2 separate regions of the Homo sapiens genome follow, and region 2 is linked to region 1. A link is an interaction called in ENCODE POLR2A ChIA-PET data of the cell type or tissue named here. Cell type or tissue: GM12878. All regions are shown on one strand. Each heading gives the region's core, and the rest is flanking DNA. Links, peaks and the distances in the headings are about the cores only. Region 1 overlaps ZPBP (zona pellucida binding protein). Region 2 has its middle 13 kb from the start of IKZF1.

Evidence for each region. ChIA-PET counts read pairs that join two places held together with the same protein. Peaks named below come from ENCODE experiments on the same cell type or tissue, not always from the same donor. Only the 100,000 strongest peaks of a DNase experiment are listed, where the experiment ranks them.
Region 2: POLR2A ChIA-PET joins it to region 1 with 6 read pairs; 2 of 35 experiments call an interaction of 5 or more read pairs at or near these places.

What each region holds. Positions count from the first base shown.
Region 1 is chr7:50,061,103-50,076,964 of GRCh38, reverse strand. All of the region lies in intron 3 of ZPBP (zona pellucida binding protein), which reads left to right. Among named protein-coding and RNA genes, the nearest start is that of ZPBP, 24 kb to the left of the region's middle. RefSeq lists enhancers at 4,701-5,201, 7,596-7,685 and a silencer at 15,115-15,315. In GM12878, for the core only: no CTCF peak of the experiment used is centred there; DNase peaks (open chromatin) are centred at 7,154 and 7,544; H3K4me3 peaks cover 1,021 bases.
Region 2 is chr7:50,283,651-50,299,512 of GRCh38, reverse strand. No RefSeq gene overlaps it. Among named protein-coding and RNA genes, the nearest start is that of IKZF1, 13 kb to the left of the region's middle. In GM12878, for the core only: no CTCF peak of the experiment used is centred there; no DNase peak of the experiment used is centred there; H3K27ac peaks cover 1,859 bases.

The DNA.
Region 1 (15,862 bases), core at 5,918-8,417:
TTGCTCTTTTTGCTCAGGATAGCTTTGGCTATTCCTGGGTCTTCTGTGGTTCCATATAATTTTTAGGGTTGTTTTTTCTATTTCTGTGAAGAATGTTGTTGGCATTTTGATAGGGATTGCATTGAATCTCCAGATTGCTTTGTATAGTTTGGACATTCTAATAATATTGATTCTTTCAATTCATGACACAGAATTTTTTTTTTCATCTTTGGATGTCCTCTTCAGTTTCCTTCATCAGGTGTTTTATAGTTTTCATTATAGAGATCTTTCACTTTTTTGGTTAATTCCTAGATGTTTAATTTTATGTGTGGCTGTTGTAAATGGGATTACTTTTTTATTTCTTTTTACATTTTTCACTGTTGGTATATAGAAATGCTACTGATTTTTGTATGTTGATCCTGAAATTTTACTTGCTTATTGGTTATAATAGTTTTTTCTTGAAGTCTTTAGGTTTTTCCAAATATAAGATCATATCACCAGCAAACAAGGATAATTTAACTTCTTTCTTTCCAATTTGGATGCCTTTGTATCTATCTTGTCTGATTGCTCTAGCCAGGACTTCCAGCACTATGTTGAGTAACAGCGGTGAGTGGGTATCCTTGTTGTGTTCCAGATCTTAGAGGAAAGGCTTTCAGTTTTTCTCCATTCAGTATGATACTGGCTGTGGTCTGTTGTATAAGTCTTTTATTATTTTGAGGTGTGTTCCTTCTATACTCAGTTTTTTTTGGGTTCTTATCATGAAGGGATGTTGAATTTTATCAAATGCTTTTTCAGCATCAATTTTGAAGTTTAATCAAAACATGATCGTTCATGTTTTTATCCTTCATTCTGTTAACATGATATATCACGCTGATTGATTTGGTATATTGGAACCATCCTCGCATCACAGGAATAAGTCCCACTTGGTAATGATAAATGATCTTTCTAACCTTTTGTTGAATTCAGTTTGCTAGTATTTTGTTGAGGATTTTTGCATCAATATTCATCAGAGATATTGACTTGTAGTTTTCTTTTTATGATGTGTTTTTGTCTGGTTTTGGTATAATGGTAATACTGGCCTTGTAAAATAAGTTTGGAAATATTCCCTCTTCTTCTATTTTTCAGAATTGTTTGAGTAGGATTGGTATTATTTCTTCTTCAAATGTTTCGTTTAATTCAGCAGCAAAGCCATTGAGTCCTGGGCTTTTCTTTACTTGGAGAGTTTTTATTAAGGCTTCTATCTTGTTACTTGTTATTGGTCTGTTCAGCTTTTGAATGTCTTCCTGATTCAATCTTGGTAGGTTGTATGTATCTAGGAATTTGTCCATTTCTTCTGGATTTTCCAATGTATTGGCATATAGTTGCTCATAGTAATCACTAATGATCCTTTGAATTTCTGCAGTATCAGTCATAATGTCTCCTTTTTCATTTCTGACTTTATTTGGATCTTCTCTCTTTCTTAGTCTGGCTAAAGGTTTGTCAATTTTGTTTAACTCTTCAAAAAACCAACTTTTTGTTTTATTGATCTTTTGTATTTTTTATCATTTCAAATTCATTTATTTCTCCTCTGATCTTTATTATTTCTTCTACTAATTTTGGGTTTGGTTTGCTCTTGCTTTTCTAGTTCTGCAAGATGCAATGTTAGATTATTTGAAGTTTTTCCCCTTTTTTCAATGTAGGCACTTAAATAGCTATAAATTTCTCTCTTAGTACTGATTTTGCTGTATCCCATAGGTTTTGGTATGTTGTGTTTCCATTAACATTTATTTCATGAAAATTTTCAATTTCATCCTTAATTTCTTTAACAACCCACTGGTCATTCAGGAGCATATTGTTTAATTTCTATGTATTTGTGTAGTTTCTAAAATTTCTCTTATTATTTATTTCTAGTTTTATTCCATTGTGGTCAGAGAAGATGCTTAATATTATTTCAGTTTTTAAAAAGTGTTTTAAGGCTTGTTTTGTGACCTAATATATGGTCTATCCTTGAGAATGATCTCTGTACTGAGGAAAATAATGTGTATTCTGCAGCTCTTAGATGAAATGGTCTATAAATGTCTACTAGATGCATTTGGTCTGTAGTATAGATTAAGTCTGATGTTTCCTTGTTGATCTTTCTGTCTGGAGGATCTGTCTAATGCTGAAAGTGGGGTGTTGAAGTCTCCCACTATTATTGTATTGAGGCCTCTCTCTCTCTTTAGCTCTAATAATATTTTCTTTATATATCTGAGTGCTCCCATGTTGGGTGTATACGTATTTATAATTGTCATATTCTCTTGCTGAATTGACCCCTTTATTATTATATAGTGACCATTTTTTTTCTCTGATAGTTTTTGTCTTGCAACCTATTTTGTCTGATGTAAGTATAGCAATTGCCACTCTTTTTTGCTCTCCATTGGCATGAAGTATCTTTTTATATCCCTTTATTTTCAGCCTATGTGTATCTTTATAGGTGAAGTGTGTTTCTTATAGGCAGTAGATCAGAGGGTCTTGTTTTTTCATCTACTCTGTCTATTTTTTATTAGAGAATTTAGTCAATTTACACTTAATGTTATTATTTATAAGTAAGGACTTCCTCCTGCCATTTTATTATTTGTTTTCTGGTTTTCTCTTCCTTCTTTCTCTCCTTTCTGTCTTCCAGTAGTGAAGGCGATTTTCTCTGATGATATGATTTAGCTTCTTGCTTTTTATTTTTTGTGTATCCATTGTATGCTTTTCGGTTTTAGGTTACCATGAGGCTTGCAATTGCTATCTTATAATCCAATATTTTTACCTGATAAAAACTTAACATTGTTTGCATAAACAAACAAAAAGAAAACTAATAAAAACTCTATGCCTTAATTTAATCCCCCTGCTTTTTAACTTCTGTTTTTTCTATTTATATCTTATTGTATTGACTATGTCTTGAAACGTTGCTGTAGTTACTATTTTTGATTCGTTCATCAAAGACTAGTTTACACATCACAGTTACAGTGTTGTAATATTCTGTGTTTTTCTGTGTACTATTACCTGCGAGTTTTGTACCTTCAGGTGATTATTTATTACTCATTAATTTTCTTTTCTTTCTAACTGAAGTACTCCCTTTAGCATTTCTTGTATGAAAGTTGAGGTATTGGTGAAATCCCTCAGCTTTTGTGTGTCTGGGAAAGTCTATTTCTCCTTCATGTTTGAAGGATATTTTTGCCAGATATACTATTCTAGGATAAATTTTATTTTTCCTTCAGCACTTTAAATATGTCATGCCACTCTCTCCTGGCCTGTAAGGTTTCCACTGAAAAGTCTGCTGCCAGATGTATTGGAACTCCATTGTATGTTATTTGTTTTTTCTTTCTGCTTTTTGGATCCATTCTTTAACCTTTACCTTAGGGAGTTTGATTATTAAATGCCTTGAAGTAGTCTACATTGGGTTAAATCTGCTTGGTGTTCTGTAACCTTCTTGTACTTGGATATTATGACTTTGTCTAGGTTTGGGAAATTCTCTGTTATTATCCTTTTGAATAAACTTTCTACCCTTATCTTTTCCTCTGTCTCCTCATTAAGGCCAATTAACTGTTAGATTTGCTGTTTTGAGGCTATTTTCTAGATCTTCTGGAATGCTTCACTGTTTTTTACTCCTTTTTCTTTTGTCTCCTTCATGTATTTTTAAGTAGTGTGTTTTCAAGCTCACTAATTCTTTCTTCTGCTTGATTCATTCTGCTGTTAAAGGACTCTGATGCATTCTTCAGCATGCCATTGCATTTTCAGCTCCAGGATTTCTGCTTGATTCTTTTTATTTCAATTTCTTTGTTAAATATATCTAATTATGAATTGCTTCTCTGTACTATCTTGAATTTCTTTGAGTTTCTTCAACATAGCTATTTTAAATTGCCTTTCTAAAAGGTCACATATCTCTGTTTTTCCAGGATTGGTCCCTGGTATTTAGTTTATTTGTTGAGGTCATGTTTTCCTGAATAGTGTTGATACTAGTAGATGTTCTTTGGTGTCTGGCCATTGAAGAGCTAAGTATTCATTGTAGTCTTCACTGTCTGCGCTTATTTGTAGCCATTCTTCTTGGAAAGGCTTTTCCGATATTTGAAAGCCCTTGGGTGTTGTGATCTAAGTTGTATCTGTTTTAGGAGGCTCCATTCTTCTTGGAAAGGCTTTTCAGATATTTGAAAGGACTTGGATGTTATGATGTAAATTGTGTCTGTTTTAGGAGACACCTCAAGCTCAGTAATGCTTTGGTTCTTGCAGATTCACAGAGGTATTACCTTGATGGTCTTGTACCAGATCCAGGAAAATTTTCTGGATTACCAGGCAGGGATTCTTGTTTTCTTCCCTTACTTTCTCCCAAAACATACAGAGTCTCTGTCTCTGTTTTGAGTCACCTAAAGTTGGAGGTTGAGTGACAATAGCATCCCTGTGGCTACCACTACTGTGACTACACTGGGTCAGACCTGAAGCCAGGCCTGCTGTAACCACTCCATGGCTCCAGCCTGTGTTTGCTCAAGGCCCTGGGGCTCTCCAATCAGCAGGAAGTAAAGCCAGCCAGGCCTTTGTCCTTCCCTTCAGTGCTGCAAGGTCCCCCAATCCCTTGGTGGGTTCAGAAGTGCTGTCTGGGATTCAGGGACTAGAGTAAAAAACCTTAGAAGTCTGCCTGGTGTTCTATTATATTGCAGCTGAGCTGGCACTCAAAGCAAAAGACACACTCCTTCCCATTCTACCCTGCTACTCTTTCCAAAGGGAGAGGAGCCTCACCTGATAGCCACCACCACCCCCAGGCCAGTGGGATTATTGCCAACTACCACCAATGTTCCCTTAAGGCCCATGCTTCCTGGCCTGGGACTTACCCTTCAGGGCAGTGGACTGTTGTCTGGCCCCAGGGCAAGTTCAGAAATGCCATCCAAACATCAAGCCCTGTTCACTGGAGATCCTGAGAGTCCACTTGTTGCTCTCCCCGTCTGTGTCCATGCTGGTAGTTAAGGTATAAGACAAAGTGCCCTTTAGTTTTCCTTCTGCATTTCTCAAGCAGAAGGAGTTTTTCCCCATAGCCACCACAGCTGGTCATGTGCTGAGTCTCACCTGAAGTGAGCAAGTCTCAGAGGCCCACCCAAGGCCCTTGATGTTGTACCTGGGTATCGCTGCTGGTTATTCAGGGCCCAAGGGCTCTTCAGTTAGCAGATGATGAATGCTGCCAGGACTGGGTCTTTTTTTTTAAGGCAGCAGGTTCCCTTCTGGCCCAGGGTATGTCTAGAAATGCCCTCTTGGAACTAGGGCCTGGAATGGGGACATCACAACTCTGACCAGTGCTCTATCCTACTGTGCTTGGGCTGGTATCTTAGATGCAAGACAGCGTCCTCCCCACTCTTTCCTTTCCTCTCCTCAGGTGGAAAGAAGGGGTGCCTTTTGGAGCTGCAAACTGTGGAGCCTATGGTTAGAGGAGGGGTGATGCCAGCCCTCCCTTGGCTTCCCCAGCTGGTGTCTCAGTTCACCAGGTGTGTGCCCCCTCAGTTCACTGTCTTTGGGCCTAGTTCAGCACTAGGACTCACCTATGTTTTGTAGCCCTATGGCCTAGATTGCCTTTCAAGTTTACTTGGAGAGTAAACAGAGTGCTGTAGACCTTGGTGGCAAGGTTTGCAGGCACTCAAGTTCATATTGCTGGGATCGATGATTCTCTTCTGGTTTGGGCTGGTTTAAATGCTCACTCCATGGGCAGGTATCAGCTGAATTTGGTCTGCTTTTCCTTTCTGCTCTAACAGGACAGCTCTGAGCTCAATACCTCACAATTGCTGTGTTCTCCCTCCCCCAGTATCCAGAGACACTATTTGCACCAGGCCACCACTGTGGGGCATGGGGTTGGTGGTGGGGTAGGGGTGGCATTGGTGATTTTGGATTTTTAAAAAGTCTTTTCAGTGCCTACTTTAGTGATATTGGAACAGGAATTAAAAGAAATTAAAAAATTTGTAATCAGAAACTTAGTTGTGTGTAAGAAAACCCAGTTCCCCCTGAGAAAAAGAAAGAGCTGGAGTCCTTTAGAATTAACTGCCTGTTTTTCTGTGGCTAGTGAGCCTTATCTCTCCCCCTTTCCCAGGCATTGTGAAGACCCTGTTTTTCTAGCTGTGCAGCTTCAAGGTCACTAGACAGATAAACTCAAGTCGTAAAACATGTTTTTCCTTGAAAAGTAAAAAACAATATAATACATGTCTCAATTAATTGAATAGCTGTCTTTGTTTATCACTTCTGTAATATGCTTCCCCCTGCACAGATCTCCCCCACCCCACAAAATGCTTAAAAGGTAACTTGACTCTTTGTTCAGGGCTCAGTCCTTTGGATGTTAATCCAACTGGGCTGGTGCACCTAAATAATAAATATCCTCCTGAACCCCATCAGTCTCTCTGATTCCTTATCAATTCCACTACATTTCTGGGGGCTTGTCCGGGGTTGAAGATGACAGATTTACTGTCTCCTTTGCCTGTGGGACTAGAGCCCCAGGGCTGGGTGAGACCCAGCATCCAAGGCGCACCACGGGAGAGCTTCACCCGGATGAAAACTGGCTCTCCTGCGTCCCGGCACCCTGCCTGGCAGTGCAGCAGAACCAGGTACGGGGCTGTAGGACAATACCAGCACTTCAGGAACTGAAGTAAGGAGTAAGGGCCCAAGACAGGAAAGCCCTTCCCATAGGGATGAAGGGGAGTTTGATCACCTCCAGGGTACCAACCACTAATCCAACCCAGAGTGGCTGGGGGCGGCAGAAGTGGCCTGCCAATTTGGATGAACCTTGTGTCCCCACTAACAAAGTGAAAGTGGTTCACTGGATCTGGAGACAGGAACTGGGAGTGGGTGGGTGTGTGTGAACCTACCCAGGATGAGAGACACTCGTTTAGTCTGATGAGGAGTCCTGGGGTAGGAGTGTTGTGTGTATGTGTGTGAATGTGGGAGCCTAACTAGGCTCACCTGGGACATGAGAGAGGCTTGTTTTGTCCAATTAGGAGTCCTGGGGCAAGGGAGATGTGTGAAATGGCATGAAAGAGATGGTCTTGGGAGAGGCCAATGCAGGGAGTGACGTGGGGAGGCATAGATCCCTAGCATGGTCTGTGTGCTCCAAGGCGAGTGTTGGGGAAATCAGACTGAGGACGTTGCATAAGGCTGATAGGACCAGCTTCGTAGCCGCAGCAGGCTATGACAGGGGAAGGCACGTTCCTGGCTGAGCAGTGTCTGAAACTCCTGTAATAGGACCCCGTCTGGTGGATCTGAGAGTGAAAGTGAGAGTGAAAGTGCGTTGCAAGGGAGGAAATAGGAGGGAAAGCATCAAAACCAACCCTTTTGGAGTGCATGATAAAGAATTTAAAAAAAAAGATTTAGTGGTGATTATGGGATAAAACTGGATGTTCAAAAGTTGAGGACATACTGTGAATTAGAGTAGCCCTCTTTGTGTTAGATGGCTGGCCGAAGGCACTATAGAGAAATTGGTCGTGTGTTTTAAGGTGGTGACTAGGGTTGGAGGACATCCAAGGCATTCAGACCTAGTCTTTGTATTGACTCATGACTAAATGAATGCAGCCCTGCCTAGCAGTTTATTGTAAAATGCTTGCAGCTCACGCCAAGAGAAACTAGCTGTGCTGGCAGCTACAGAGTTAAAGGGAAAGTCACAGAGGCTTGTAGCACCGCCAAGCCAATAGTGAAAGTAAAAATCAGCTGCCCCAGAAGCTGAGACAAAAAAAAAGTCTCTGGAAAGGCAGAAAAACCAGTTTTGCAAGAACCACAGTAGGGAATAGAGACCCCTCCTCCCTACATTCCAATCTACCCATTTACCAGGCTAACTGCCTCTAAGGAGTTAAGTTAAAAGGAATACAGGCTGTCAATCTCACATGAGAAGGAGAAATCAGGGCTCAGGGAAATTAAAGTGAAAGGCTCAAAAAGTCAGGCAGGCCGTCTCAGATCTGGCCGTGCCCAAGTTATGCTTATGCCTCTTAAGAGGACAAGAGGACCCCTGCTAAGAGCCAGATGATGCAGTCGAGCTTTAGCACCTACAAAGGTGCTGAGAAGCAGTTCTGCAAAGGCTAAAGGATGGTAAAAGAAAGGCAACCAATATAAAAATCTCAGAGGTGCTCCAGGGTGCAGATAAAAGCACCAGCCAATTTTATAAAAGACTGTGAGGCATTTCGGTTGTATACTCCGTTTAACTCTGAGGCTGCTGAAAATCAGCACATTGTGAATATGGTGTTTGTAAGGCAGGACCAAGGAGATACCAGGCATAAATTGCAGAAGTTAGAAGCTCCATAGGTGTGAATGCTACTCAGCTTATTAAAGTGGCTACCAAGATGTAAATTAACCGAGATCAGAAGGCTGATCGGAGGCTTTAAAAAGGCTAATTTACTAGCAGCAACCCTTACGGAAAGAGAAGCTGGCTTTGCAAGGAGGCATGAACGCAGGTGTGAACGCAGTCGTGGAAAAAGCTAGTCTGGACAGGAGTTTGAAAGCCGGCTGAGGCTAGAGAAAGATTAATGTGCTTGATGTAAAAGAAAAGCACACTAGAAGGATAAATGTCAGGGCCATAGTATGAAAAAAAAAAAAAACACTGGCCAAGGGCTACTGCACCCAGAAAAACCCAAGACCCCCTGCACCTGCTGTGAAAGACAGGCTATAAAGTGTCAGGAGAAAGCTCAGATGTGCTTTAAAAGTGTCCAGTAGTTGGGCTTTCATATAAGCCAAGAAGAACGATGCCTTGGAGTGAACAAAAGCAGGCTGTTTGTGCACTTCCTACTCCAACCACCTGGCGTCCAATAAGAGAGTCCCTAAGGGCAGCAAGGTTCTGCCACATTTAGATGCCAAATGTCTTGTTCATGGCTAAGCCATTATACAAAGCCACAAAGAGGAGAAAAAAAGGAGTCTCTCCTCTAAGAGGCCAACCAGGAGAAGGCTTTAAAAAAAAATCAAAGAAGCCTTGACTCAGGCTCCAGCTTTAGGACTACCAGATCTAACTAACTAAGCTTTTCTTCTTGTATGTCCACAAGTGAAAGGGAGGCCATAGAGGTTCTAACTCTAAGTTAGAACTTAGAAGGACAACTACTAAATTAGAAGTCCTTAGAAGGACAACTGCCCTGCTCTGACCACACCAGTTCTAACTCTAACTCAAGTCATAAAGTCATGGCATCACCCAGTGACATACTTATCCAGGCAATTAGATTCTGTGGCACTTGGATGGCTTCCTTATTTTAAAACACTAGCTGCCACTGCCCTACTGGTGCAGGAAGCTAATAAACTGACTTTAGAGACTGTGAATACTCTAAACCCGGCTATGTTGCTCCTCATCGAGTCAGTGACAGGAGGCCCTTTTCATTGCTGGGTGGACATGGTAGATGAAATGTTCTCAAGCCGAAGAGATTTGACAGATCAGCTCCTCAAGGACCCAGACATTGAATATTTTACTGATAGAAGCAGTTTCATATTAAAGGGAGTCTGCTGAGCTAGGTATACAGTGGTGACTTTGGACTCAGTAGTGCAGTCTTTGCCTATAGAAACTTCTGCTTAGAAAGCAGAGCTAATATCTCTGACAAGAACTCTTTGGCTAGCAAAAGACCAAAGGACAAATATTTACACAGATTCCAAATATGCTTCTGCTGCTTTGCATGTTCATGAGGCTATTTACGAAGGAAAAAAAAAGATTTTAACTGCTGGAAGTAAAAAAATAAAGTACAAGGAAGAAATTCTACAGCTCTTAAATGCTGTATGGGCCCCCAAAGAGGTGGTTGTGATGTGCTGCAAGGGGCACCAAAAAGCAAGAACACTAAAGGCTAAAAAAAAGGGAAAGGCAAACGTAAAGGCAAATGCAGGCTTTAAGTATGGCCATGCAAAAGATGCATGGTTAGGTATGAAAAAAAATGCGTGTAAGTCTAACAGACCCAGTACACCCTTTCAAACCTGAGGACTTTGTTTAGGTTAAAAAATAGGGTCTAACCACTCTAGGACCCATATAAGATAGGCCCCATATTGTGATCATGTCTACTCCCACTGCTGTTAAAGTTGCAGGTGTCACACCTTGGATTCACCATAGCTGGCTAAAATCAGCGGCAGTAGTGACTCCCGACGACGACCAGTGGATTAGCCAACAAGACCCAGATCGCCCGACCCGAATAGTCCTACAGTGAAACCCAGCCACTGGTAAGGACAACTGCCCTGCTCTGACCACACTGGAGGCTGGTCAGTCTATGCATGGCTGAAGCTTGAGGATCCTGCAAGCTCTGCTCTAATCACATCCCGAAAGCTGACTAGTCTATGCACAGCTGAAGCTAAGAGGACCATCTCTGGATAAGTAAATGTGAATACAATGTATAAGCCTAGTTATAATTCTATCAGTACTGATTGTTCTGTTGTTATGTTATTACTGCAAATGCTGCAAATGTCTATGCCCAGAGGAATGTTTGCCATGCCTATGTGTAGTGTAAGCATAGTTCTATTACCTACGCTAATGTTTTTACCATTTCTGCCTATACTAAAAGGGAAGAAATCTCTAGAAAAATGCCCACACTGTGTAGACACTACCTGGGTAAGGAATACCATAGTTACAACTCTACCATACCTACTATAAATATACAGGAACCAGGTTAGGAACCTGCACATACAACCAGACCACCTATTCAGTCTGTGACCCAGGAAATAATCAGCTATATGTATGTTATGACCCTAAGCTCTTAACCTATAAATTCTGGTTTAAAACACATATTAAATCAGAGAAAAAAAAAAAAGAAAGAGAGCTTATAGCTCAAACCAAAGAAGACCCTCTCTCCTATAAAAGGCCTATTTCCTTGTACTTTGATGCCTGCCATGCTGCATATGTTCATAATCCTAAAACAATCAGAAGCAGTCTGCAATGGTTTAACACAAGAGAGGCTTAAGCAGCAGCAGCCCTAAACATCTGTACAGAAAACCACAAATTGGATGCCCAGACTGTAACATTCAGTGGAATACGCTAACACAGCTCCAACACTTATATTCAGGAAAGACTGCTCTACTAAGTAGTATGTCAACCAAATGAAATTGTAAGACAAGGACATGCAGTTCTTTAAATTTTACTGTCTTAAAGCCAGAGCTACCTTTTTGGTCTACAGGACAGACAGCACTGTTACAAGTTAAAAGGAACAGGCCTTGGAGTTCCACTACTAATTGTCAAAAAGACTAGAAGGACTCAAATGCATCCAACCCTGCAATTCCAGGTCCATAAGTCATTCTAAAAGCATTTTAATCAGTCAGTGCCTGAGCTTCTCCCATCAACCAAAACGATATTTGCTCAACTAGCTGAAAACATAGCTGGCAGCTTAAGAATTTCCTCATACTATGTATGTGGAGAAACAAAAATGGGAGACCAGTGGCCATGGGAGGCAAAAAAATTAATGCCACAAGATCACTTCACTTCACCTAACCCAGTCAGTGAACCAACAGCCTCAGCCAGTGTTTAGTTGTTAAAAACCTCCATAATTGAAAAGTACTGTATCGCCTGATAAGAAAAGGCTTTCACAGAAGCAGTAGGAAAAACAACCTGCCCAAGGCAACAATATTATAATAAGACTAATAACAAAACTCTACGGAGAAACGCCCAGAATGACTCCTACTTACCAGATCCAAACCCTTTCTCTTGATTCTCTACTCTAAGCCACTCTTGAGATCAACTAGAGGCTCCAAATGCTTGGAAGGCACCCTCTGGCCTGTATTAGATCTGTTGAACATGGGCATATTGGCAACTGCTGGCTAAATGGATGAGGGCATGTGTGTTAAAAACAATCAAGCCTTCCTCTTTCTAATTCCTCTAAAGCAAGAGGAACTCTTAAGATATCCAGTTTATGATAAAAATTAAAAAATAGGAGCATACTCACAAAAATAGACACAAATATCAAAGAAATGTGGACATAAGTGTTGTGGGAAGTCAGGGACTACAAACGGAGGGACCGGCTGAAGCCATGGCAGAAGAACGTGGATTGTGAAGATTTTATGGACATTTATTAGTTCCCCAAATTAATACTTTTATAATTTCTTATTCCTGTCTTTACTGCAATCTCTAAACATAAAATTGTAAAGATTTCATGGATACTTATCACTTTCCCAATCAATACCCTTGTGATTTCCTATGCCTGTCTTTACTTTAATCTCTTAATCCTGTCAGCCGAGGAGGATGTATGTCACCTCAGGACCCTGTAATAATTGCATTAACTGCACAAATTGTACAGCATGTGTGTTTGAGCAATATGAAATGTGGGCACCTTGAAAAAAGAACAGGATAACAGCAATTGTTCAGGGAATAAGAGAGATAACCTTAAACTCTGACCGCTGGCGAGCTGGGCGGAACAGAGCCATATTTCTCTTCTTTCAAAAGCAAATGGGAGAAATATCACTGAATTCTAATTCTTTTTCTCAGCATGGAACATCCCTGAGAAAGAGAATGTGTGCCTGCGGGTAGGTCTCTGAACTGGCCCCCTGGGCGTAGCTGTCTCTTATGGTCGAGGCTACAGAGATGAAATAAACTCCAGTCTCCCATAGTGCTCCCAGGCTTATTAGGAAGAGGAAATTCCTGCCTAAGAAATTTTGGTCAGACCGGTTGATCTCAAAACCCTGCTTCCTGATAAGATGTTATCAATGACAATGGTGCCTGAAACTTCATTAGCAATTTTGATTTCACCTCGGTCCTGTGGTCCTGTGATCTCCCCCTGCCTCCACTTGCCTTGTGATATTCTATTACTGTGTTAAGTACTTGATGTCTGTCACCCACACCTATTCACACACTCCCTCCCCTTTTGAAAATCCCTAATAAAAACTTGCTGGTTTTTGTGGCTTGTGGGGCATCACGGATCCTACCAACGTGTGATGTCTCCCCCGGATGCCCAGCTTTAAAATTTCTCTCTTTTGTACTCTGTTCCTTTATTTCTCAAGCTGGCTGACACTTAGGAAAAATAGAAAAGAACATACGTAATTATCGGGGCAGGTCCCCCGATACATAAGAGACTGGAAAGATAATGAATGGCCTCCTGAAAAAATCATTAAATATTATAGGCCAGCTATGTGGGTGCAAGATGGGTCATGGGGGTACCACACCCCAATCTATGTGTTCAACTGCATCATAAGGTTGCAGGCAGTCCTTGAAATTATAACCAATGAAACATCAAGGGCACTAGATTTATTGGCAATACAAGCAACACAAATAAAAAATGCTGTATATCAAAATAGATTAGCTTTAGATTACCTCTTAGCCTAAGAAGGAAGAGTATGTGAAAAATTTAATTTAACCAACTGTTGCCTAGAAATTGATGATAATGGCCGAGCTATCATGGAAATCACAGCTAGAATGTGAAAGTTGGCCTATGTTCCAGTTCAGACTTAGTCCAGGTGGTCCCCGGATTCTTTGTTTAAAAAAAAAAATGGTTCTCAAGCTTTAAAGGATTCAAAACCCTCACTGGTAGGTTCTTGCTTATTCTTGGCATCTGCCTCATCCTCCCTTGCCTTTTACCTCTGTTTATTAGGAGTATTCAGTCAACTATAGAGTTTGTATATTCTGACAAACTACTGTGCAGTTGATGGCATTAACCAAATATCAGCTGCTGCCAGTAGAAGAAAAAGCTCAGCTCCGCAAAGAGATGGCAAATAGTGGTGCTTTCTATGAACATCTTTGTGATAAAAAGCACCAAATGGGGGAATGGAACAGGAATTAAATTAAAAAATGTATAAGCAGAAACTCAGTTGTATATAAGAAAACCCAATTCCCCCTGAGAAAAAGAAAGAACTGGAGTCCTTCAAAAATTAACTGCCTGTTTTTCTGTGGCTAGTGAGCCTTATCTCTCCTCCCTTCCCAGGCATTGTGAAGACCCTGTGTCTCTAGCTGTGCAGCTGCAAGGTCACCAGACAGATAAACTCAGTCGTAAAACATGTTATTTCTTGAAAAGTAAAAAATGATGTAATGCATGTCTCAATTAATTGAATAACTGTCTTTGTTTCTCTCTTCTGTAGTATGCTTCCCCCTGCATTGATCTCCCCCCACCCCACAAAATGTTAAAAGGTAACGACTCTTTGTTTGGGACTTTGGATATTAATCCGACTGGGCTGGTGCACCTAAATAATAAATATCCTCCTGAACCCCATCAGTCTCTCTGATTCCTTATCAATCCAGCTACAATATGAAGTTAAAACCAGGCACTATGAGTGCTCATCTGATTTTTGTTATTAAGAGAAGGTATTTTTTTAATGGATAGTTGTTAACTTGGTGTCCTTGCAGGAAGAATGATCAGTAGAGCCTTCTATTCAGCCATCTTGCTTTGCCCTTTCTCCAGGAGTCTTTAAGTCATCTTGCATTGATTTTTTATATATGGTAGAAGGAAGGGCGCCAGTTTCAATCTTGTGCACGTGGCTAGGCAGTTATTCCAGAACCGTTTATTGAATAGGGACTTATTTCTCCATTGCTTGTTTTTGTCATTTTTGTTGAAGATCAGATGATTGTAGGTGTGTGGCTTTATTTGTGGGGTCTCTATTCTGTTCCATTAGTCTATGTGTCTGTTTTTATACCAGTGCTATGCTCTTTTAGTTACTATAGCCCTGTAGTGTAGTTTGAAGTCAGGTAGTGTGTTACCTCTGGCTTTGCTCTTTTTACTTAGGATTACTTTGGCTGTTCCAGCTCTTGTTTGGTTCCATATGAGTTTTACAGTAGGTTTTTTCTAATCTATGAAAAATTTCACTGGTAATTTGATAGGAAAAGCATTGAATCTGTAAGTTGTTTTGGGTAGTATGGTTATTTTAACAATATTGATTCTTTCTACCCATGAGCATGGAATGTTTTTCCATTTGTTTGTGTCATCTGTGATTTCTTTAAGCAGTACTTTGTAATTCTCATAGTAGAGATCGTTCACCTCCCTTGTTAACTGTATTCCTAGGTATTTTATTCTTTTTGTGGCCATTGTGAATGGGATTGTGTTCTTGATTTGGCTCTCAGTTTGGATATTATTGGTGAATAGAAATGCCACTGATTTTTATACATTGATTTTGTATCTTGGAAGTTTGCTGAAGTTGTTTATCAGATCTAGAAGCCTTTGAACAGAAACAGTGTTTTTTTGTTTGTTAGTTTGCTTCGCTTTTTTGAGATGGAATCTCACTCTGTCGCCCAGGCTGGAGTGCAGTGGTGTGATCTCTGCTCACTGCAACCTCTGCCTCTCAGGTTCGAGCGATTCTCATGCCTCAGCTTCCTGTCTTATCTGTGTGTTACTGTCAGCTCTTTCTGGCCGCTTGTAATTAGAAGAGAAGTGATTTCATTGAAATGCATCAGGCTAGAAAGAGAGCTGGAACTTAAAGTGGCAGTGTTTGTTCAAGATGATGGTGCTCCTGCTCTGTCAATATGGAATAGCCAGGAGAAATCATTAAAATCATTAAAATCAACCCTTTATTAGCTGGGATTACAGGCATGCACCACTATGCCTGGCTAATTTTTGTATTTTTAGTAGAGATGAGGTTTCACTATGTTGGCTAGGCTAGCCTTGAACTCATGGCCTCAAATGATCTGCCTGCCTCGACCTCCCAACATGCTGGGATTATGGATGTGAGCCACCACACCAGGCCATGATGGGGTTTTCTAGGTATAGAATCAAATAGTCTGTGAAGGCAGATAATTTGAAGTCCTCTTTTCCTGTTTGGATGACTTTTATTTCTTTCTCTTGCCTGATGCCCTGGTTTGAACTTCCAGAACTATGTTAATAGGAGCGGTGAGGGTGCGCATTCTTGTCTTGTTCTGGTTCTCAAGGGGAAATGCCTCTAGCTTTTGCCTGTTTAGTATGATGTTGGCTGTGGGTTTGTCACACATGGCTATTATTATGTTGAGGTATGTTCCTTTGATGCCCAGTTTATTGAGGGTTTTTAACATAAAGGGAGGTTGAAT
Region 2 (15,862 bases), core at 5,468-7,967, 220 kb before region 1:
TGTGGTCCCCATTTCACATGAGTACACTGAAGCTCAGGGAAGGGGACTCGCTGGGGGTTGATGGAAAGCCCAGAACCTGGCTGTGAAATGACAGACTCTGGGGCCAAACTATTGGAGTTAGTTCTGCAAGTTACTAGACTTCTCCATGCCTCAGTTTCCTCTTCTGTAAAATGGGAACATTGCCATAGCACAAACATCCTCGGAAATGTTTGAGGTCTCAATGAGTTAGTGCACATTAAGGACATTTTGATGGCTCCTTGGCAGATATCAAGCACTGGGTAAGTGTTCGGCACTTTGAAGCATTCAGTTTTTATGTGACCAGGCTGGGATACAAATCTTGGCCAGTTATAATATTTCAGCCATGCGTCTGCCCTCTCTTTTCAAATTACCTTGCGAATCATGCTGGCTCCTCCTCTGGCTCCACACGTATCCTCTTTCTTCCTGCTTATGCCACATTTCCCAACACAGAAATGAGATCTCTCCAAGAACTGATTTCTGTAAGACGGGAATTCCCAACCTCAGGGCCACTGACCAGTATAGGGAGGGTGAGCAAGCAAAGTGTCATCTGTATTTATAGCCACTCCCCATCACTCACATTACCTCCTGAGCCCCACCTCCCATCAGATCAATGGTGGCATTAGATTCTCTTAGGATTGCAAATCCTGCTGTGAACTGTACATGTGAGGGATCTAGGTTGCATGATCCTTATGAGAATCTAATGGCTGATGATCTGTCACTGTCTCCCATCACCCCCAGATGGGACCATCTAGTTACAGGAAAACAAGCTCAGGGCTCCCACTGATTCTACATTATGGTGAGTTGTTATTTCATTATATGTTACAATGTAATAGTAATAATAGAGCTCAAGTGCACAATAAATGTAATGCTCTTGACTCATCCCCAAACCATCCCCTCCTGACCTCTGTGGAAAAATTATCTTCAATGAAACCAGTTCCTGGCACTAAAAAGGTTGGGGACTGCTGTTTTAAGACACCTTTCTCCAATTTGTGGGAAGCGTTTTCCTTCACTTCTCTTTAAATTTTTTATTTCCCCTAAGGCCGAATTGTCAGTCTTAGAAGCAACAGTCTTGGTAGAGAGGTCAGATGGAATGGACCTGTCCAGGAAAGAGTAAGATATGTGAACAGCCTTTCCAGCCTATCAAGTAGGACTGAAATTTAGTCTAGTTATTTTTGAATTATGATAGCAACTCTCTTTTCTTTTCTTTATTTTTATTTATTTATTTTTTTGAGACAGGGTCTCACTCCGTCACTCAGGCTGGAGTGCAGTGGCACGATCTTGGCTCATTGCAGCCTCCACCTCCTGGGCTCAAGGGATCCTTCCACCTTAGCTTCCCAAGTAACTGGGACCACAGGTGCATGGCGAGGGCACTGCGTGAACTCAGCTGAGTTACGTCACCTCTCTCAGGATCACACTGTCATTTCTGCAACAGGGAAAATGAATCCTGCTTCATGGAGTTGTGGTTTGGATTAAACAAAAGCATGAACATAAGTCTTGAATTGTAATACCTAGTAATCAATGTGAGTTAGCCCTTCTCCCTTTCCCCTGTTTATGGGTGGCTGTAAGATTTCTCAGAAAGTGCTATCTAACAAGTCAAAAGTAGGCAGAGCTTCTGATTCCCAGGAATGTGTCTCCAGATTCTCAGTTGGGACTAACCTTGACTAAGTTAAAAGTGGATTTTTTTTTTAATCTAAGAAGAGCTGGAAAGAATGATCTCAATGGATGGAGCAAAGTCCATCTGGTCCCAAAGGTAGTAAGTCAGCATTTATCTAGCACTTTAAAATTTACCAAAAAATGCACGAACATTTTATTGAACCCCGATATCAGTGAGGTAGATCTTCAGGACACCCCACTCGCCATGCTTTTCTCTTGTGCTATTCATTGGCTGTTTTCTCCCCTCTTTCCTAAAATGCTGCAGCTCTCCAGACATGTCTCCCTCCGCAGTCAGTTCCTTGAAGGCCTCTCCAGAAGCAGTTTGCAATGTCATCTCTGTACCCTTACTCCAAAAATTAATATCTGCTCTTCAGACCTCCTTTTGAACTCTCCCACCTCCTTAACACCTTTACTTGGAGGCTTAATAGGCAACTTATATTTACTGTCTCCCAGCTGAATCCCTGATCTTCCTCTCTTACTTGCTTCACTGAGACCCCTTCATCTCATTGAATACCAGCTGGCAATTGCTGAGGCCAAAACCTTGGAGTCATTCTTGATGCCTCTCTCTCTCACTTACCATCCAGTCCATTGGGGAATCCCACTAGCTCTGCAGGTATCAGGTGTCCATGGTCGGACCTCCTCTCCCTCCATTGCAGACAGGCTGGTCACCTCTCATCTGCAAATAGCAGTGTCCTCCTCAGGGGTCTCTCTACTTCCACCCCTGCCCCTCACAGAAGCCAGAGAGAGCTTGATGAAGAGCAGAGTCAGATCGGGGTGCTTCTGTGTTGAATGCAGGCCAGACTCCACTCTCCCACTTACTTGCCTGTCTCTGGCCACTTGGCCCTACCTTATAGTCCTCAAGTGCTCCAGACCAGCTCACTGCCTTTCACTTACTGCTGTCTCCTAGAAGGTTCTCCCCTGGATTTCTGCCTGCCCACCCCCCTTACTGGCTTCAGGTGTTTGGTCCATTATCATTGTGGTTGAGTTGTCATTGTCTGTTCTCCATGAAAGGGAACGACCTTGACCCACCCGAGCGTTAGCTTTTCTCCTGCCTTCTCTCTGGTTTTCATTGGTAACATTTGTTGTTTGCTCTCATTGAAAGGAGAGATTTGGTTTTTTTTCTATTTTGTTTCCTCACAGTTCCTAGAACAGTGAGCAGATATTCAGCAGATAGTTCCATTTCATGGTGCTACTTTTGAAGGGTTTATCTTACTTACAGGAAAAATATTTTTGTTTAAGTAACATGTCAAGGAGTTGGCACATTTGTTTTCCAATATGCAGAGGGACTGTGTTTTCCTCTCCTGACAGCTGAAAGACCCCCATCCCTCCCTATGCTTCTGTCCTGTCTGGGGCTCTGCGATCATGCACTAGAAGTGTTGCTTCTTCACCTATTTAATGCTGTCTTAGCAGTAAAGGCTTCAACACAGAATATTCCAAATTTCCTTCCTTCAACTAAAAGTTGACAATTTATTTCACACTTTCCTTGTATGTGCATTATTCTGCTCATTTTTAAGCCATTTTTCAAAAAGGAAGCAGAGAATACTTTTAAAATACAACACTGCAATACCATAATGAATTTTCCCTAATCCTGTTCTGGTTGTATCAGGCAATTATCCTAAGTGAGTTGATACCTCTTTATTTCTGTAGGATAAGAAGACAGATTATAATTTAGTAATGCCAGGAGCAGGACTTTCTCTAAATTTGTGATTTAGAAATAATTTAAAGATATAATGCATTCTGTAGCTACACACAGCCCAGTACAATGTATTCTTGTAATATTTACTCATAATATCTTATTACTTGCAGATATGTTTTTCTAATGAAGAAAAAGAATTCATTTTCTGTGATATGCAGTCTGAAACTGGCAACTTTATTTCCACTTCAGAGCTCAAATTCACAATTTTCTGTAGCTTAAAAAGTGTTCTGCAATTAAACTGAAAGATTGACTTCTCATTATAATATCCCTTTATTTTCTATGATTATAGCTCATAAACATTTTCAGCCAAGCCGGTTTGTTTCCAACAAGTTGTATTGAATAACCCTGCATTTTGGGAGAAGGAATAATGTTGTCTTGATTTATAGATGGTAAACAAAGGCTAATTTTGAAAAGAGAATATGCAGGATGAAGATCCAATTCTTTGTACAAATAGATATACAGGATGTATATATGTTTGTAAGACTGTTGACTATAGTTAGGTACACATTCCATGGCCAATCAAAAGATGATTAAGCCGAGGGACTAAACTGAGGGTAGAACCATGGGATTTGGCTCCAATGGCTAAAGTGTAGAGCAGGAGATGCATTTGTTTATTGATCCTTTGAAGGTCAGAACCTGTATGCTACTTTAATTATCTTACTCTTAGGTTATTTATTATTTGTGAATCAAAAGTCAGTTCATCCTCCTCGTACTCCTCCAGCCTTTGAAGAGCCCTTTGCTCACTTCAGAGGGCGGCTTTTGGCCCTCTGGATTCAAAGGCCATTAAGCCCATAAGACACAGAGTGTTGCACCAAATGATTGATGTCCTTTGAGCCGGACTATCTGATATAGCAGAGTTCTCAGAGCAAATCCAAATGCAGCGGTCGATAATCATACACTTAGCAGTTGCCCCTCCACTACAACACTGTGCTTCAATAAGCACCACCAAAATGCTCTGGACCCATCTCTCCCAGTACATATTTCTTTTGCATTCCTGGAGCTCCTGTTGATTTCAGTGAAAGCTCCCAGCACCTCAGGTAGCAGTGTGGCAATATGTGCAGTACTCAATAATTTATATTTGCATAGCTTTTGAGCTCATCAGCAAAAAGTGCTTGCCAATCTTCTCCTCCCCAGGAAGTTGGACCACATTATTATTCTTATTTTATGGATGAGGAAACTGAGGTAAAGGAGTCCCCCAAGGTGAGGAGAGTTATTTTTAATTTTTTTAAGAAAGAAATACAGCTGCTTCTTGATGACCCAAAAAACTGTTTGACATGTGAGCTTCTAACAGGTGGCATTGAGCATTTTGACTACTCAGTAGAAAGGGCATTTTATAGAGACATTGTTGCTGGTAGAAAATACCACCACTCCACTGTGACAATTCTGTTTTATGAGGTAAATTTTTTTTTTAAGTTAAGGCTTGGAAAACTTATTGACGTAGCAAGGCAAATAGGACCAATTTCTTGCTCTGCTCCACCTTGATCAAGTTAGATAAAGTGCCCCATGGTCATGGCCCATGGAGTCGCCTTGACTTGGCCTCTGTAACTTGGGGTGGGAACCAATAATACCTGTAGAAGGATGTTCTGCATGCCTCACTTCTTGGCTTCTTTCAGGATGGGTTTGCACTAGAATCATTTCCCAGGTATAATAAATTTAGGAGCCTCCCACAGTGGAACTGACAGCAAAGGCAAAAACTGTCAACCCCCCTCCCCCCGTGATGGAAAACTTCTCAAGGTTTTCCCAGCAGTGCATTAGGCAGCTCCGTAAGAACCCACTGTTGTGCGCGTTTTGAGACTTCACGTCTTCCATTAACCAATTCTAAGACAGAAGACCAGTGTCTTCATTTCCCATGTTGTTGAAGTACTTTACATAGACTTTAACCCAGTTGCTAAATTGCTTGAATTTGTTAAATGTACAAAAGGGCCTACTCCCCGTTGATGGAGTGAAAGTAGATGTTTGATTAAGTAGATAGCTAGATGTGCTTTTTTCCCCCCATCTGGATGTGTTAAGGGGGTATGTTTGAAACTTAGCACTCAGTTCATGCCTTTCAGAAGGGGAGGGAAGAGGGTATTTAACAAGGTTAATAATGACAGAAAGAGGAATTGACACCACAAAAGAAAAAGAATCATTCTAGCATTTCGTGACAGTTCAAAGACAGATGTCGTTGGCTAAGTGAGAATCTCGTAGACATGGGGGTAATATACACCTTATATGCATATGGATTAGTGAAAGCAGACTGTCAAGTCGGTGAGTGTAAGATTGTCAAATATGAGACATAACTGCAGAAAACCTGGAGAACTACTTACTATTTATTTCTTCACTTAAGGACCCAATCCTGTTGTCTTTTTACAGACAAAAGACCAACTACTTTAAGGTCTGAGGCCGGTCAAGGGTAAGATGGGACTGAAACTTTGTCCTGGGGCTTCCTGTGAGCACCAGAGCTCATCATCTGTTCTCCTTTGAAGTCTATTTTTCTTCTTAGTCCCAGGCTCACTATTCCCTTTTGTTTAGTAGACTTTAGTTTATCCCACAGGGCCATACTAAATTCCATTTCCCTGATGTCCATCATGAGGGATTCTAGAATTGCGACGAATGAGATCCCAGATTGAGAAAGTTATGTTCCATATCCTTTGGAGTCAATTTGATTATGACAGTTAGTCCCACCGAGGTTGTTTGAGGCTCTGCTGTAACACATGATGCTTTGGAGAGTCAACACTGGCCTTGTGTGCTTGAGTAGAAAGCACAGTAGCCAGAGAGTGTTACCAGAGATGGTTTGGTTTGGTTTGGTGGATGGAAGATTCAGGAGACCTGGTTTGGGTCATGATTCTCTCTCCAATCCTGGGCAGGTCATTCAGTTCACCTTCCTAAGCTTTGGTTTCTTTGTTCATTAGATGATAGAGGTTGACAAGATGATCTCTATGAAGCCCTCTAACTGATACTCCATGACTTCAGCTTGGCCTGGGTAACATATATCTGGGAGGCTGGTATGGAACTGAGAACAGCTTTAGGGAAAAGCTTCAAAAGTTCTTGCCCCATCATCTCTAAGTGGACCTGACCTCCCTGGCTTATATGCCATACCATTCCAGAAGGACTCAAGCACTGAGAGCTAACTGTGCTAAAACCAGCTGGGGCTTATCACACCCTCAGATATGCACAAACACAATCACCAGCTCCATCACCTGCTAACCTATAGTGACTAACCCTCTCTGGTCAAACTTGGATGGTTTGACTTCAGGACTGTGTGGGTAGGAGTGAAGAAGTCACAAATTCTCCTAACCTGAAAAAGAAATAAAACAGAAGCATCCTAGGGATAAAGATCCCTCACTGACAAGTTTTATGTGTTTTTTTGTTTTTGTTTGTTTGTTTTTTGTTTTTGTTTTTTTTTTTTTTTTTTTGCTAGTGGCATGGTTTTCCTGGGAAAGTCCTCCTGAGTAAAAGAGGAGAGACACCTGGTGAAGACTGGGACTCTGGGGGCAGGCTGCTTGCTGCATAGGCAAAGGGAGATTTAATGAAGATGAGTTAATATGGGACTAAAATAAGTGTATTGATCTGGGGGAAATCCTGAAGTCTGCTGTGAGGTGGACAGTTGTGGTAAGTGGGAAATGCTTTGGGGAAAACCCTTAACTTCCCCAAATGCCTATGTAAATGCCTACAACATGGAAAATTAACAGGAAGAGCTTGCCATCTCAGCAGACACTATCACTTAAATTGGAAATATTGAGCTGCAACTGAGGAGAGGCAGTGAAAATAAGAATTACAATTGCCTTTAGGTTCAAAAGCCTACAATTATCTGATACACAGAAAAGAGAAAGTGAATAATGTGTGGAGAACATCTGAATGAAAACAAAACCTTTGTGGAAAAAGTGAATCTGATAAACATTATGAAAATATGTTCAAGAACCTATGACAAGTAGATGGATGAAATAGTTTCTGATTAAATAGGCCAAACAACTTTAGGAGAAGGTCCAGGAAAAGGAGTATGGATAATGGTAAGAAGTTTCAAAATGGGTATATGCTATCCAAAGCGGTTTTGTGTGAGTTGGTGAAATTTCCATCATATTACAGGTGGATAAGTTGGGAACATGGTATGTGATTATGGGTCCAAATGTCCATATTAATTAGAGATGCCTACAGATATGTTTATGGGTAATATGAGCTTGGCTTAAAACAACAAAGAAAAACAGTGGTTGAAAGATAAAACCAGATTGGTAGTAGTTTCAATAATTATTGAAGCTGAGTGATAGCTATAAGGGGATTCCTTATGTAATTATCTCTATGTATCTATTTGAAAATTTCAGAGATAAAGTATTTTTAGGAAAGAAAGAAAAATGACAAGGAGACCCTTATTAGATACTAATGATATTTTGAGGTAATATTTGCAATGAATATGAAAGAAGAGTTACATTTCCTAATATATAAAGAGCTCTTGCAAATTAATAAAAAGAAATCCTCAATAAGCAATGGGTGAAGAACATAATTATACAATTTATAAAAAAAATACAAAAGACCACTGAATGCAAAATAACGTTCAACTTTAGTAGAAGTTAAAAACTAAAAATTGAAATAAACTGTTAGATGAAGCCTCAATTAGACAAGAGAAATAAGGGTGTTTTCTGAGATCTATTGTACAGTGTGGTGAATATAATTAGTGATAGTGTATTGTACCTTTTCAGAATCACTAAGAGTAAACATTGTCACCACAAAAAAATGAAAAGTATTTGAGGTAATAGATATGTTAATTAGCTTGATTTAATTTTTCTAAATCATATTTATAAATCATTTTATATTTATAAATCATAAACTTTTAAATAAATTTATTAAATCATAATCTCACTTTGTACCCCATAAATATATACAACTGTAATTTGTAAATTTACAATGAAAAGATTGTCTTTAGGTCATGGAGATTGGGGTCTGGTGGTGGGATTCCTAGGACAGATCAGAGGGAAGTCAGCATTGCATATCAATATCAATAGAATTCAAACTATAGAAGGCGTGAGGCCTTTTACTTCATAACCTCAAGAAATACATGCACAGATAACTAATTGTATATGAAAATACATGTATTTAACATTTAACATATGTGTGTTTAACATTCACTAGAATGAGGTTCATAGAAGGAAGAATTGAAAACTGAATGCTCATCCCAAATGAAATAGTATTTGATATATTCCCACAAATGAATATTTTGGAGCTATCAGTAGATGACTTATGTCTATTTTCTAAGATGAAAAGATATCCACTATGCATAGTAGACTGAAAATGAAAATTGCAGGATTGTTTTAAGCATTTTACATATCTCTCATACATAGACCTGAAGGCTATTCACTAAACTATTAACGTTGCCAGCAGGTAAGAGGTTCTTGAGTGATTTATATTTTCTTCTTAATAATTTTCTATATTCCCTGACTGAGCTACATTATCACTTATTACTAATTGTATTATAGGTGTATTAGTCAGTTCTCATGCTGCTAATAAAGATATAACCAAGACTGGGTAATTTATAAAGGAAAGAGGTTTATTTCACTCACAATTCAGCATGGCTGGGGAGGCCTCAGGAAACTTACAATCATGGCAGAAGGGGAAGCAAACAAGTCCGATTTCACATAGCAGCAGGAGAGAGAAGAATGAGCAAACGGGGAAAAGCCAAACCATCAGATATTGTAAGAACTCACTCACTATCATGAGAACAACATGAGGGTAATCACCCCCATAATTAAATTATCTCCCGCCGGGTCCCTCTCACAACATGTGGGGATTATGGGAACTGCAATTCAAGATGAGATTTGGGCAGGGCGGGGCAGGGGGGCGGGCACAGCCAAACTGTATCAACAGGTCTCCAGAGAACAGAACCAATAGAATACATATAGGTGTGGATACTGACATAGATCTATAGAGATTTATTATGAGGTAATTTGTTCACATGATTATGGAGACTGAGAAGTCCTATGATCTGCCATCTGCATGCTGGGGGCTGAGAAAACCTGGTGGTGTAGATTCTATTCCAAGCCTGAAGGCCTGAGAACCAGGAGCACGTCAATATCCGAGGGCAGGAGAGGATGGATGTCCAAGCTTAAGCACCAGTGGGCAGGGCAGGGGATGGGGGGATTGTGGGGAGAGAGAGAGAGAGAGAGAGATGACATATAACATTAATCATTGCAGTAATACTTAATATTATCAATAAGCCTACGTACATTATGAAAATGTAGTTGAGATAACTCACTTGACTTGCTTCATAGAATTAAAAAAGTGTTAATAAGAACTTAAATTTGGTCAAAATTATGTTGGAAACTAATAATTGATTCATTTTTGAAGGGAAAGGAAAATACATAATAAGCAAAGGCTGTTTAGAAAATTGAATTAAATCTAAGAGATAACTGAGTCCAAAAATGTTAGATGCAATTTTAATAGCCATTAACTTTACTGGGAAATTGAAAGACTGGGCTTACTGTAAAACAGTAACTACAAGTCAGACTTATACAAAGTTTAGAAAAACTCATAAATATGATTCCAAAAGCATTTATGATGAAACTATCCTATATCTTGAACCCCAAGCTATAACACATAACTGTGGAGGTCAAATTAAGTTGAAAAAGAAAAATAATGTACATTTGCAGCCAATAAGCCAAATTAAATACTCTCCAAGAACACAGGGTGAAGGTGAGAAACATTACAACATTCTCTCTGCCCCGTATAGAACAAAAGCTTAAAACATGGATTAATTCTACCTTTAGACAATGTAAACACCGATTTCTGAAATAAAATGAACTAGTAAAACTAATTTAAATCATGCCTTTGAAGCATTTATTGTCTCTTTTATTGTGGTAAAATACACATAACATAAAGCTTACCGTCATAACCTTTTTAAAGTATACAATTCAGTGGCATTAAGTACATTCACAATGTTGTGCAACCATCACCACTATTTCCAGAACTTGTTCATTCCAATGCCCATTAAGCAGTCACTCCCATTTTCTGCTGCCCTCAGCCCCTGGCAGCAACTAGTCTGTTTTCTGTCTCTATTAATTTGCCTGTTCTGGATATTTTATACAAATGGGGGCATATACTTTTTGGCCTTTTGTCTGTGGCTTCCTTTATTTAGTATAAGTTTTTGAAATTAACCTATATTGTAGCATGTATCAGTATTCCATTCTGTTTTATAGTGGAGCAATTTCCGCTATATGAATATATCACATTTGGTTTACCCATTCGTCTGTTGATGAATATTTAGGTTGGTTCTACCTTTTGGCTACTGTGAACAGAGCTGTTATAAACATTCATGTACAAGTTTTTGCTCAAACACCTGTTTTGAATTCTTTTGGGTATATACCTAGGAGTGGAATTGCAGGACCACATTGTAATTCATTTTAATTCCTTCCAGCAATATATGAATATTCTGATTTCTCCACATCCTTACCAACACCCATTATTTTCTTTTTTTTTTTGAATTATAACCATTCTAGTGACTGTAAAGTGGTTTTAATTTGCATTTTCCTAATAACTAATGTCATGGAGGATCTTTTAATGTGCTTATTGGCCACTTGTATATCTTGGGAGAAATGATAGGCAAGTCTTTTGCCCATTTTTAAATTGGATTGTCATTTTGTTGTTGAGTTGTAAGTGTTCTTTAATATATTCTGGATATTTTATATCTTCTGAATATGTACTTGGCTTTATACATTCTAGTATAGAGAATCATATCAGATATGTGGTTTGCAAAAGCTTTCTCCAATTCTGTGGGCTGTCTTTTCACTCTCTTGATAGTGGCATCAATGCACTACAGGTTTTAATTTTGATGAAGTTCAGTTTATCTTTTTTTTTTATTTTGTTGAGTGTGCTTTCCGTGTCATATTTTAATGTCATTTTAACTGCATTTTGAAGTAGTCAAATGTTTTGATAAGAGTAACCTCAGTATGTTTTATAATCTACGACTATTTCCTTAAATATTTTCCCCAAAATATTTCAAATTAAAATGTCTGTTTTCAGATTTGTTGTTGTTAAAAAAATGCATGTGCTTAATCTGTTTAGTGAAAATGGAGCTTTAGGGTAAAATTAGGAAAGTGCAGATATTTTATGGTTTTTGTTTTCTTAAAAAAATTGTGACCTAAAACCTAAAAGCCTTCATGTGGGGAAATGAAATGTATACTAGAATTGGAAAGAAAGTGACCAAAAATTATCTGTGAAGGATGAGTTTGTTCATTGCAGTTGGCCCAATGGCTTACATTCTATTATACCCAAGGAATTGGAAGATGTTATTTGCTGAGCCATTACTTCTTCATTGAAGAGAGGAAATAAAAAAATAGTCACCAACTTTAAAAAGAGATTCTGGATGATTCTAAAAATGATAAGGTGGTTTCAATTCATAAGCTATAAGATAAGTAATCAACTGGATTGCTAGTGACAAACCAAATATTTAAATTAATTTTGGTTTTCATTTTGTAAAATAAGGACAAAATTTTAGTTTTGGAGAAAATTGATCTAAAATAAAAGCCAACAAGGAAGGGTTACAACGATTTCATGAGAAACAAGGTTATAGCATTTGCTGTAAGAAACCTCATTACCAGTAGAATAAACAGCATGGAAGTACAGATACCTCACCCAAGAAAATATGCAGGTGACAAATTAGCACATGAAAGGTACTGAATATCATATGCCATTAAGAAGTTGTAAATTAAAACAATGAAATAATACTACACACCTACTAGAATGATGAAAATCCAAAGTACTGACAACACCAAAGGTTGACGAAATGTGGAGCAATAGGATGTCTCACTCATTGCTGGGGAGAATGCAAAATGGTCCAGCCACTGTGGAATTCAGCTGACAGTTTCTTACAAACTGAAACATACTCTTACCAAACACAGTTCAGTAATCACTCACTTGATATTTACCCAAATGAACTGAAAACTGGTGTCCACACAAAAACATGTAGTAAGTATTTCTAGCAGCTTTATTTTTAATTGTCCAAACTTGGGGGCAAGCAGATGTCTTTCAGTAGGTGAATAGGTGAATAAACCGTGGTACATCCAGACAATGGAGTATTACTTGGCGCTAACAATAAATGATCTATCAAGCCATGAAAATAAATGAAGGAATCTTAAAGGTATATTATTAAGTTAAAAAAGACGGTCTGAAAAGGCTGCATACTCTATGATTTCCACTCTATGATATTCTGGAAAAGGCAAAATTACGGAGACAGCACAGAGATCAGTGGTTGCCAGGTGTTGGGGGGCAGCAAGGAAGGATGAATTAGGAGAGCACAGAGGATTTTTAGGGCAGTGGAACGATGTGTATGATACAATAATGGTGGATATATGTCATTATATATTTGTCGTAATGGATAGAATTTACAACGTCAAGCATGAACCCTAATACAAGCTTTGGACTTTGGGTGATAATGACATGTCAGTGCAGGCTCATCAATTGTAACAAATGTGTGCCTTCTGCTCAAATTTGCTGTAAACCTAAAACTGCTCTAAAAAATAAAGCCAGCTGGGCACAGTGACTCATACCTGTAATCCCAGCACTTTGGGAGGCTAAGGCAGGCAGATCACTTGAACTCAGAAGTTTGCAACCATCCTGGGCAACATGGCAAAACCCCATCTGTACAAAACACAAATACTGAGCCCAGCAGAAGGTCGAGCTGTGATCATGCCACTACATTCCAGCCTGGGCAACAGAGTGAGACCCTGTCTCAAAAAAAATCTGTGAAGGCTGGGTGCAGTGGCTCACTCTTATAATTACAGCACTTTGGGAGGCCGAGGCAGGCAGATCATGAGGTCAGGAGTTAGAGACCAGCCTGGTCAACATGGTGAAATCCCATCTCTACTAAAAATACAAAAAATAGCTGGCATGGTGGCATGTGCCCAGCTACTTGGGAGGCTGAAGCAGGAGAATCGCTTGAACCTGGGAGGCGGAGATTGGAGTGAGCCAAGATTGTGCCACTGCACTCCAGCCTAGATGACAGAGCAAGACTCCATCTCAAAAAGAAAAAAAAGATCTATTAAAAATTATGTATGTGATAGTTTGTCCTGGAAGGCCAAAGGTAGATAATTCTAGAAAATTAGGAAGCAAGGCTGCTAACCGGTTGACACATGCCAATCATTAATGGAGGGCGGCTTCCCAGGGGCTTTAATGTTCTGGGACTTCCATCCAGTGGCCAGTGTGTGTGAGAGAGAAAGAGAGGCACAAAGGGCCAGTGAGATCCCAGAGGACAGGAGTAGTGCTCCTATGTCACCCTGCTATCTTACTGCTTCCCAGTTACCCAGAAGTCTAACAGGGTTCCATTTGTGCACTTTGAAGTCTGATTCTGACCAGAGAAATTTCTTCCTCCCTATCTGGTTATTGGTGCTTGATAATCCTCTAAGTAACAGACTTCCCCAATTAGAGATCAGAAGCTTAAAACTAAAAAAGAGCCAAATAATACAGTCTAGTAGACCCTGATAACAGATCTCAAGTTGGGAAGCCCTGAAACTGAGTTGGTGCATTTAAAGGGTGGTGGGGGGTGCGTTTCCCTGAGGAGAGGATCCATATCTTTTATCAAGATGTCAGGGCAGGTCTGTGATGCACCGAGCCAACTTCTCTTTTCTCCTGCCAAAAATGGTTAAGAACCACTGGGCTAAAGTTGATGAAGCATATTCACACTGCAGTGTAATCCATCAATAAGAGCAAATGGCTAGTGGGAGTGACTTCCCTTTTGATTTGGGGCGATGCCAGAAGAGCACTGCTGCCTGAGTGGAGGGAAAGGGCACACAAAGAGGAGGCAAAGAAGGATTTCCCTGAAGACCATGACACTGAGAACTTTTAGCCTTGGGTCAAGCTCATTTGCTTCTTGAGTGAAGCCCAGTCCCAGGTCCGTGTTGGTCCAGGAGGTTTGGTCCAGGAGGTTGCACTCATTTGTGTGCGGCACCATATCACAGGATGCATGACCCCTGTGCTCACTGGGATTGTTACACTTGCTACTGAACACCCTCCTTCCCTCCCTCCCCTCCCCTCCTTCCTCCCTCCTTCCTTCCTTCTTTCCTTCTTTCCTTCCTCCATCCCTCCTTCCTTCGCTTTCCTTTCAGTCCCTTCCTGTTTTCTTTCAGACTTTTAATCCCTAAATGTTTCCCTCCATTCATCATTTCTTCATCCATCCACTGTCAACTGTTTATAGCGACATGCCAAATCCTGGGCTGGGCCCCAAGCCTACAAGAGGCTACAATATGCTGCTTTCATTCAAGAACACCAGTATTTACTGAGGAAGACAGAAATGAGATCAAATTCCACTCAGGGTGATAAATGCTATGCAGAGGAGGAGATGTATGCTAGTCAGGGGCTTCTTTATAAATCATTTGGTGAATTAAGAGATTATTGAAATGTGGACATCATTATGGCTTTGTATTCTACCTGTCTTCTATCCTCCAAGTAATAATTCAGTTCTTTATTTCATCTTTACAAAGATGATACAGAGTGCTTGGGCTTTGTGACTTCCTTCTGACAAGTGACAGATGGAGGCTGGCTGTCCAAACTGACTGGCTCATGCTTTCCTGTGGCCAGCAGCATAGTGGGAATGGGTTTAGTACTGGGGACAAACCTGTGCAGGGGACCCACCTACTACTAACTGATCCCTGCGTGAACTAACCCATGGCCCATTAACACACTGATCTGTTCAGCGGACAGGATGTGGGCTACCATTGACCACACCCAGGGAGGGCTCAGGCCCCCTCAAAAGTTTCTCACACATTGAGGCTTAATCCTAGCCAAAGTAAAGAGTGCCAAGGAAGAATATAAGTGCTCATGTAATCTCTCCTCCAAGGTTCTAGAGCTGCCATTTTCTTATACAGGGTAGGACGGACAAAGCTTATTAACTACTTTAAGTCTGTGAAAGTTCTTAGCCAGTCTCTGTAATGGATAGGTTTTGGAAGTCTACATAGGTCTCACTAAAAAAGTGGGCAGGTATCTCTATCTCACCCTGTAGCCCCCCACCTTCTTGGCATTGTTTATTGGACCTGGGGCAGCCCCCTAACTCCAAATGGGTCAGTTAGATTTTCACCCCCAGGAATTTGGCATTGGCACCTAACATGCTGATTGATAGCCAAGGAAGGCTGTGAAACAGAGGTTTGGGCTTTCATATGTGTTCATATGTATAACACAACAGGCACATGCCTTTGCAGAGTTATAGGAATGAGAGGCCCTAGAGAGGAAGAGAGAAGACTCTGTTAAGGCCTGCTGGAGGCAGGAGAGGGGCCGAGGTTCCTGCTGAGCTCACTGGGACTTTCTTGTTTCTCCTTCTAACTTCTGAAAGGCCTCGGGTGCCTCTCTGCCCCTGGACACCATGGGACTCACCTCATTCTGGAAAGAAACATAGAAAATAAAACCAAACGCAAATTTTTACTTTAGGTAGCTGAATGGGTCTCCGTTACTCTCCTCCTGACTAATTATCCAAAGTGCAAATGGTTAAACTGTGAGTTATTGTTGCTATTGCTGACCTTCACGGCTGAATTTCTTTAGGCA